Regions from separate parts of the Mus musculus genome. Here region 1 is linked to region 2. A link is a contact called in ENCODE POLR2A ChIA-PET data. All regions are on one chromosome and are shown on one strand. The core of a region is the stretch at or near the end of the contact, and the rest is flanking DNA. Distances in the headings are between cores, read along the strand shown. Region 1 holds the start of Tpcn2 (two pore segment channel 2). Region 2 holds the start of Ccnd1 (cyclin D1).

Region 1 (3,784 bases), core at 968-3,467, 340 kb after region 2:
CACTCCTGCTGTTTCGCCACACTACCCCAGCCACACCCACACATTCTGAACTTGACCCAGCGGAGCGAGGCCTAGCTCTCCCGAGCCTGTAAGCCCTTGATCAAGTTGTCTACCAGAAAACTTTCCCAACTTGAGAGTCCAGACTCCCTCCAGGGCTACTGCCCCTGAGCTCATCACTCTAGGTGGCAATGACACCTATAACCCCAAACATCAGAGCCAGGGGACTTCTGCTGCACGCATTGGGTCAGAATGAGGCAAAGTAAGGGAAAGTAACAGGGGCTCAGACACTGTCCTCCCATGATACCCTCTATTCCCTGTCAGCCAGGTCTAGACCTGCTCTGCCCCCCTCTCTCTCTACACACAGCCATTCTAGTTTCAGCAGAGAGGGAGGAGTGGGTGGACATGTGGTCACCTCAGTGTCTAGCTTCCTCGTCCCTATCCAGCATGCTGTGTGACCTTGCACAAGTCCTTCACCTTTCTGCACAGGTTCCTCCCCGATTTTCCCATCAGTACCCACAGATGACGGTCCTCCACTTTGCAGTTAGCCCACAAAGCCTATAAACAGCCTCCCCCTCTTTTACAGCAGTCAGGAACAAGATAAAAACCACTCTGTGAAACCTTTGACAGGGGCCAGTCAGGTGGGCCTGGTTTAGCAGGACACATCTGTAGGGACCCCTGGGATCCTTGGGAAGGCAGGCCTGCAGCAATATCTACCCCCTCTGAGAGTTTGACCACAGGTCAGCCAAACTCAGAGCGGAGATTCTCACCCACTGGATGCTGACCTGGAGACTGAAAGGTTCATTCTCATAGACAGCCCAGTCTAGGAGATGCAAATACAGAGTGTTGTCTGGGTTCTCAACAGCCCTACCCAAAACCACAGTGTTTGGAAAAAGACCCTCCAGAGTTTCTCATCCAACACTGCCCAGCCTTCCCAGAGAGTGAGTCTCTTGTGTGACAATGCCCAGCATTGAGTCTTGCCTCCACAGAGAAAGCTAAACCTGTCGCTTGTCCACTCTGCAGGGACAAGGCTTAGAAGCAGCATGGCACTGCTATCATGGACATCTGTTAAGACCCACGCACTGGATGCCACAAAATCTCTCTTTGGATCCTCAAAATGTGTCCCCTACCCCACCAGTCTGTTACTACCCCTTGTATTGAAACTCCAGCTAAGTAACCCGACGAAGACCCACACTCAGCAACTGGCAGCCCCAGAAAGGTTCCAGATGCCTAACACCAAGTATGTGTCCCCTGAACCATATGCCCTGTCCCTGACGAGTGGTTTCAGCAGAGAGGGAGGAGTAGGTGGACATGTGGTCACCTCAGTGTCTAGCTTCCTCGTCTCCTATTACGGACCCTATGTCCTCACTCTTCAGTGAAAAGGCACGGGCTATGGGTAGACAGGGGCCAGTGTGCCAACCCAGTCTGCTCCCAAACAGGGAGGAAAGGAAGTTCAGAAAGGGAAGTTTGAATGACCAGGCCACCAGCACACACAGGGCAGTGACCACACCAGAAGGCAGGGCTGTGACCTTAGGTAGGTCAGAGGTGAGGAGGGCACAACTCACTCTGTCTCTCTCTCCCTCTTCCCCTCTCCCCCTCCCCTCTCTCTGCCTAGGTTTGCTCATCTGGAAAATGAGAAGAATATCCTCCTGCCTGTCAGCCAGCATCCTCTGGAGATGACTGGGAGGCTAACTCCACTCTCCCTGGGCTCAGCAATGTCCCTGACCAAGGAAGGGAAAAGGAAAGAAGGCTCCGAAGCACTTAAGAAAACAAGGAAGGAAGTCTCCCTGGCCTTAGGTTACCAGCTTCAGCCCTTAGCAGCCAAAGCAGTGCTCCAAAGTCGCTCTCAGAGGATGTTCGGCCACTCACTGCCTGGGGACCATGGGCTGGAGCACGCTTTTCTCCCTAATGAGGAAGAAGCTAGAGTGGTGCTGTAACCCCAACACTTGGAAGGCCAAATCAAGAGGATCTGGAGTTCAAGGTCAGCCTGGCTACTTGAGACCCTGTCTCAAAAAGTAAGGAAAAAAGAAAAGTAAAACTGAAAGTGACACCTCACTCACCGGAGTGGACCTGGCCACTGCCTCGGTCCCGGCCCAGAAGGGGCTGCTCTTCTGCCGCCATCCCACCAATGTAACAGGCCGGACCTGGTCCCAGCCGCGAGAGCCAGGCGTTCCGGAGGAGGAGCTCTGTGATGACTCCCAGCAACAGCCAATGAGAACGGAGAAATCCCTCTGGAAGGCGGAAGCAACAAGCCCCTCCCCCAATGGGTGGCGCTCCGCTTCTCTGCAGCACCTAGTGGCAGAAGGCAAAGAAGCTAAGGCTATCAAGGAAGTTTTTCAATCAATGCAAATGACTACTATTCCGTCCCAGCTCTAGGAATGTCAGAAGGAATCTCTTCTTGTGAGAGAGTGGGTGAGTGAGTGAGTGAGTGAGTGAGTGAGTGAGTGAGTGAGTGAGTGAGTGAGTGAGTGAATAACTGACTGAGTGAATGAATGAATAACTGACTGATTGATTGAGGGACTTACTGACTGACTGACTGACTTAGTGACTGTCTGAGTGACTGACTGAATGTGTAACTGACTGACTGAGTTTGCTTGCTTGCTTGCTTGCTTGCTTGCTTTTTATTTCCAGAGCCTTATAAGACGCCAGGCAAGCTCTCAACCCCTGCTACACCCAAAGCCCAGAAGTGTTTAAGCAAGCATTTTGTGTGACTCAAAGCCCAGAAGTGTTTAAGCAAGCATTTTGCGTGACTCTGACGCATGTGAGTACTGTGAACAAGGGAGTGACCACAGAGGTCATGCCCCACAAAAATGAATCTTGAATTTCTCCAGAAATTAAACAAACTAAAGCTTGAAACTGGGTATGTTGATGCACAGACATGGAATCCCAGTACTACAGGTAGCAGAGACCTGAGGATTGATGTCAGTCTGGGAACAGCCTACTACTAGTTAATTCCAGGAGAAGGAGAGAGAGAGAGAGAGAGAGAGAGAGAGAGAGAGAGAGAGAGAGAGAGAGAGAGAGAGAGAGAGAGAGAGAGAGAGAGAGAGCTGTAATCTGTTGCCTGGAGATCAGAAGTCCAAAGATAGGACTATCTCTTGAGGCCTCAGAAGGCTGAAATCAGAGTATGGTCACTCTACTGGGATCTTTTTAATTTTTTCTTTTATTATTATTGTTGTTGTTATGTGTGTATACGTATGTGTTCATGTGTATGTGCGTGTCTGTGTATATATACAAGTGCAGGCAGGTTCAGACATACCACATAGTACTTGAAGGTCAGAGGACAACTTTCAGGAGTCGGTTCCAGGGACTGAACTCAGGTTTTCAGATTTACATGACAAATACATTTCACCATTGAACCCTGTCTTCAGCCACATTGTGAGATATTCTTCAGAGATGGAGGAAAAAACCCACCGTGGACCCATCAAGGAGACAGGCTGAGTTAATTTTCTTGAAGCTTGGCCTGAGATCCATGCTTCCTCACTTGCTAGGCGTGCCTGGGGTGCCTGAGACGGTTCCCAGCTCCTGGGATCACTATATCCCTCCCCCCCCACCCCCATTTCACAGCTGGCAAGCACAGATTGGATGCTCAGATTCCAAATGCACCACCTCCACATTTGACGCAAGACTTCCTGCTCTCTGACTCTCCTTTGCCCATCTCTACAGGTTTGTCCCCTGGGGAAGGCAGTTAAGGCACATATATCAGCCGGGTGGTGCTGGCTCAGAGCCTTTAATCCCAGGACTCAGGAGGCAGAGGCAGACAGATCTCTAAAAGTTTGAGCCTTGTCTA
Region 2 (3,713 bases), core at 407-2,906:
TAGATTGCACAGAGAGGGATTCCGGTGGCCAACTCCCTGGGATGCGCTCCTGCTCCGAGGGTTCCCAGTGCCCACCCACCCTGAAACTGAAAGGGAAAGTCTTTGGGCAGCTGGCGGGGCCGGTCGAAGCAATGGTGGCCACGGAGACCCCGGTCCCCTGTTGAAATTAGGAAGCCACAAGCCAGAGAACCCCACCGCGGGGCTGGCGGGGCGCCGGGGGCTGGGCGCCGCTCGAGCGCACGCGAGACACAATGGTGGCGTCCCAGGCCGCCGCGCTGCATTTCCCAGACGTCATCTTTTCAAAAAATATTTAAAAATATTTAAAAAATAACTAGGTGCCTAAAAACGACCTGAAAATAACCATCGGACGACCCTTGATCCAAGCCGAGGGTCAGGAGCTCAGTGGACATCGGGGGGTGAGCTCCAGCAACTCAAACTCCGGGGGCCCCCCTTTTGCAGGGTGCGGGCGCTGTTTGCCTCTACAAGGGCATTATGCCTCACTTTAAAAATTATTTTAAAATATTTTGGGACCCCTGAGTCTCCTGCTGAACATCTGAAAATGTGCTTTTGTCCCCCTCCGCCCCCAGTTTGACCTAGACAGGTTCCTCCAAATCCAGAACCGCACGCACAACAGTCAGTCTCATTGACTAGGGGGCCACGCGACCTTGCAGCCTGGCGTTTTCTCTGGGCCAGGCAGCGTGTGCGGGGTACCCAGGTCCGCTGTTTGAACAAAGAATCCCCCACCCCAAATATTCCTCACACTGTCTTATTTAGTGATTCCCGGCCGCCACGAGGCCCCTCGTGCCTGTCCCAGCGCCCCTACTGCCGCTCCCTGCCCTGCCCCCAATTATTAATAAACACTTTTTGCTTTGCAATAAAGGAGCAAAGATGGCGCATAATATTGGCACGAGCGGCCCTTGCATACGTGTCCATGGATATTAATTTAAAAATCAAATTTATGCCCCCTCCCCCCTTGAGCTGGCGAAACGCGCAGGGGCGGCCCCCGCCGAGGCGCTGCAGGAATGGGGCACAAGCGGGGGCCACAGAAGCTCAGCCTGCACCCTCTGTGGTGTCGCTGACACCGTCCTCCCTCGAAGGCACCCCTCCCCGACTGCCCTCCACCAGGAAAAGGAATTCCCATCTTCCCAACTCCCAAACCTTCCTCGTTCAAAAGGACCCAATCTATTTATTTTGTGAATACCGAGTCCTAGCAACGCACCCGGAAAACTCCGTGACGGAAGGGAAGAGAAGGGAGGAAGATGTTGGTGATAGCAACAAGTTGCCAGGGGGTCCCAAGCTAGCAGCCTGTAAAGTCTCTTACCTCCAGCATCCAGGTGGCCACGATTTTCCGCATGGATGGCACAATCTCCTTCTGCACGCACTTGAAGTAAGATACGGAGGGCGCACAGGTCTCCTCCGTCTTGAGCATGGCTCGCAGCACCCGGTCGTTGAGGAGATTGGTGTCAGGGTACGCGCGGCGGATGGTCTCCACTTCGCAGCACAGGAGCTGGTGTTCCATGGCGCGGCCGTCTGGGGAGGGCTGTGGTCTCGGTTGGGCTCCGGTGGCGGCTGCTGACGCGCGCTGCCTCGCGCTGTACTGCCGGTCTCCGGAGCGCGCGGAGTCTGTAGCTCTCTGCTACTGCGCCGACAGCCCTCTGGAGGCTGCAGGACTTTGCAACTTCAACAAAACTCCCCTGTAGTCCGTGTGACGTTACTGTTGTTAAGCAGAGATCAAAGCCGGGCAGAGAAAAGGGGGAGGGGGAGGGCCGAGGCGGGTGCAGGGGGAGGGGGCTCGGGAGCAGTGAGGGGGGGGGGCGGCGGGGGGGGGGCAAGCCCAAACCCTTCCCCCTCAGCCTTCGTAGATATGCAAATCGCTCGGACTGCTTCTCTCCAAACTGGGAAAGAGCGGGGCAAGGGGGAGGGGGGCTTCTTTCCCTAAGAGGGTCCTCCGAGACCTGTGGAGGTGGGGTAGTGGCGGCTCTGGACAGGAGGACAGCTAGGAGGGAGGCCAGGCCACACGCAAGCCAAGGAAGAATGTATGGAAGGGGAGCCTGGGGGTGCAAGGACACCCTGTTCTTAAACCGGGAGAATGGGTGCGTTTCCGAGTACGCCACGAGGCACCCACAGGCGGACCCATTGCTTAGAAATCCCAGCGTCCCTGTCTTCTTTCAATTTCATCAACACGTGTAAAATTCAGGAACTGTGTAACACCCGAAGATGCCAGACGAGCCCTAAGCTCTCGTGCAGGCTCCATCCTGGCGCACTGGGGTGGTTGCAAAGGGCCAGAGGGGTATCTGAACTTTAAAGGATCCCCAGCCTAGCATGCGCTCGCTCAAAAATAAAATAAAACCCCGAAAATTCCAGCAACAGCTCAAGATGGTGGCCATTATTTCATCTATTCCTCCTCGCTGGGGGGGTGGGGTGGGATCTGAGATTTGTCTTCATACAGTGACCGGTTTATCCTGGCCAGGGTCCCCCAGTATCCCCCTCCTCCACTGCAGGCGGTTTGCCCAAGAAAAATAAACCGTTGAAGAAAAGGTTGAGACACGATAGGCTCCTTCCTAATTTATTTTTTAATTAAGAAAAGTAAATCGCTGCAAGTTATTAGTCGCCCTTCCAGGAACCAGACCACCGGAAGCTTCTTGATTGGCTTCGTTGAGGGTGGTGGTGTTTCTCCACCTTTAGAATTGCAGTCTTGAGTTGGGGGAGGGGGGGGGCGGCTGGTGAGAATCAAGATAAACTTGTGAGCCGATAAGGTGATATTTAAAGAGAATCTATAGATGGTCGTGGTTAACTGAATGGACTCCTAAGTTTATAATTTATAGATTCAAATAAAATATTTTTAGAATAAAGCGGTTCCACCACCTTCGTCCATTATTTAGTTCCCTAGTTTTGGAAACGTTTTCACAATACCCGACTTCAAGCTAGGCGAACTATTCACACACATTTCCCACGGAATACTTTCGTGTCCCAGAAGAAACTGGTAAAGGAGCGCACAGCGTCCAGGCGGCACACAAGACGCAAACCCCTCACCTTCCGAGCTCATGCCTTCCGCTCCCCCTCCCCCGACATTGGGGTCCCTAAAGTCCGGACCCTTCGGGACAGTGATTCCACTGTAGCTCCGAAGGTGGTGGGTGGCCCGGGCAGAGTGCCCACGCTTGCTCTGGCCACAGGCCCCGCCAAGCCTGGGAGCCTTAGCCTAAGCACGAGGGCGGCCAGGCTGCCTTTTCATTCATAAAATCCCTACCGGGCGGCAGTAAGCATGATTTATGGGGCTGCGCGCTATCACCCGCGGCTGAGTGCCTGCGAACTGAGCAGGCTAGCCTAGCCAGGGTGCGCCACCAAGGGCAGCGGGGCATAAAGGGGCTCGCCCACCCTGCAGCACGGGCTAGCGACCCGCAGCCACCCCCCACCACCGCCACCGCGGGAAAGACCAGGAAACTGAAATTTGCATGAGCCAATCCGGACTCAGTGCTGTTACTAGGCGGACCGGGCAGATCTCCACGAGGAACTTCGTTGAGCTCTGCGCTCAGGGAGAGGAGCAAAAGTGCAAGTCCGGTTGGCGGGCGTGTAGAGCCGTCCAGGAACCCGTGGGGGAGGCGCAGGAATTTGGGACCCGGCGGGGAGCGCCCTTCCTCCATCCTGGAAACCCTGCTTGTCCGAATCCCGAGCCCAGGAGGTGGGCTGCAATTCAGAGTTCTTTCCGGGACAAC

What was found. ChIA-PET counts read pairs that join two places held with the same protein, here RNA polymerase II (POLR2A).
Region 1: POLR2A ChIA-PET joins it to region 2 with 15 read pairs in embryonic stem cell. The contact joins the promoter of Tpcn2 here to the promoter of Ccnd1 in region 2. POLR2A ChIA-PET finds 5 or more read pairs at or near these places in 3 of 5 experiments (Patski and embryonic stem cell).

The regions. Positions count from the first base shown.
Region 1 is chr7:145,281,794-145,285,577 of GRCm38, forward strand. Tpcn2 (two pore segment channel 2) reads right to left here and starts at 2,218. Exons shown (of 25, transcript NM_146206.5): 1 at 2,058-2,218. The coding sequence starts at 2,118.
Region 2 is chr7:144,938,175-144,941,887 of GRCm38, forward strand. It overlaps Ccnd1 (cyclin D1), which reads right to left and starts at 1,657. Exons shown (of 5, transcript NM_007631.3): 1 at 1,322-1,657. The coding sequence starts at 1,519.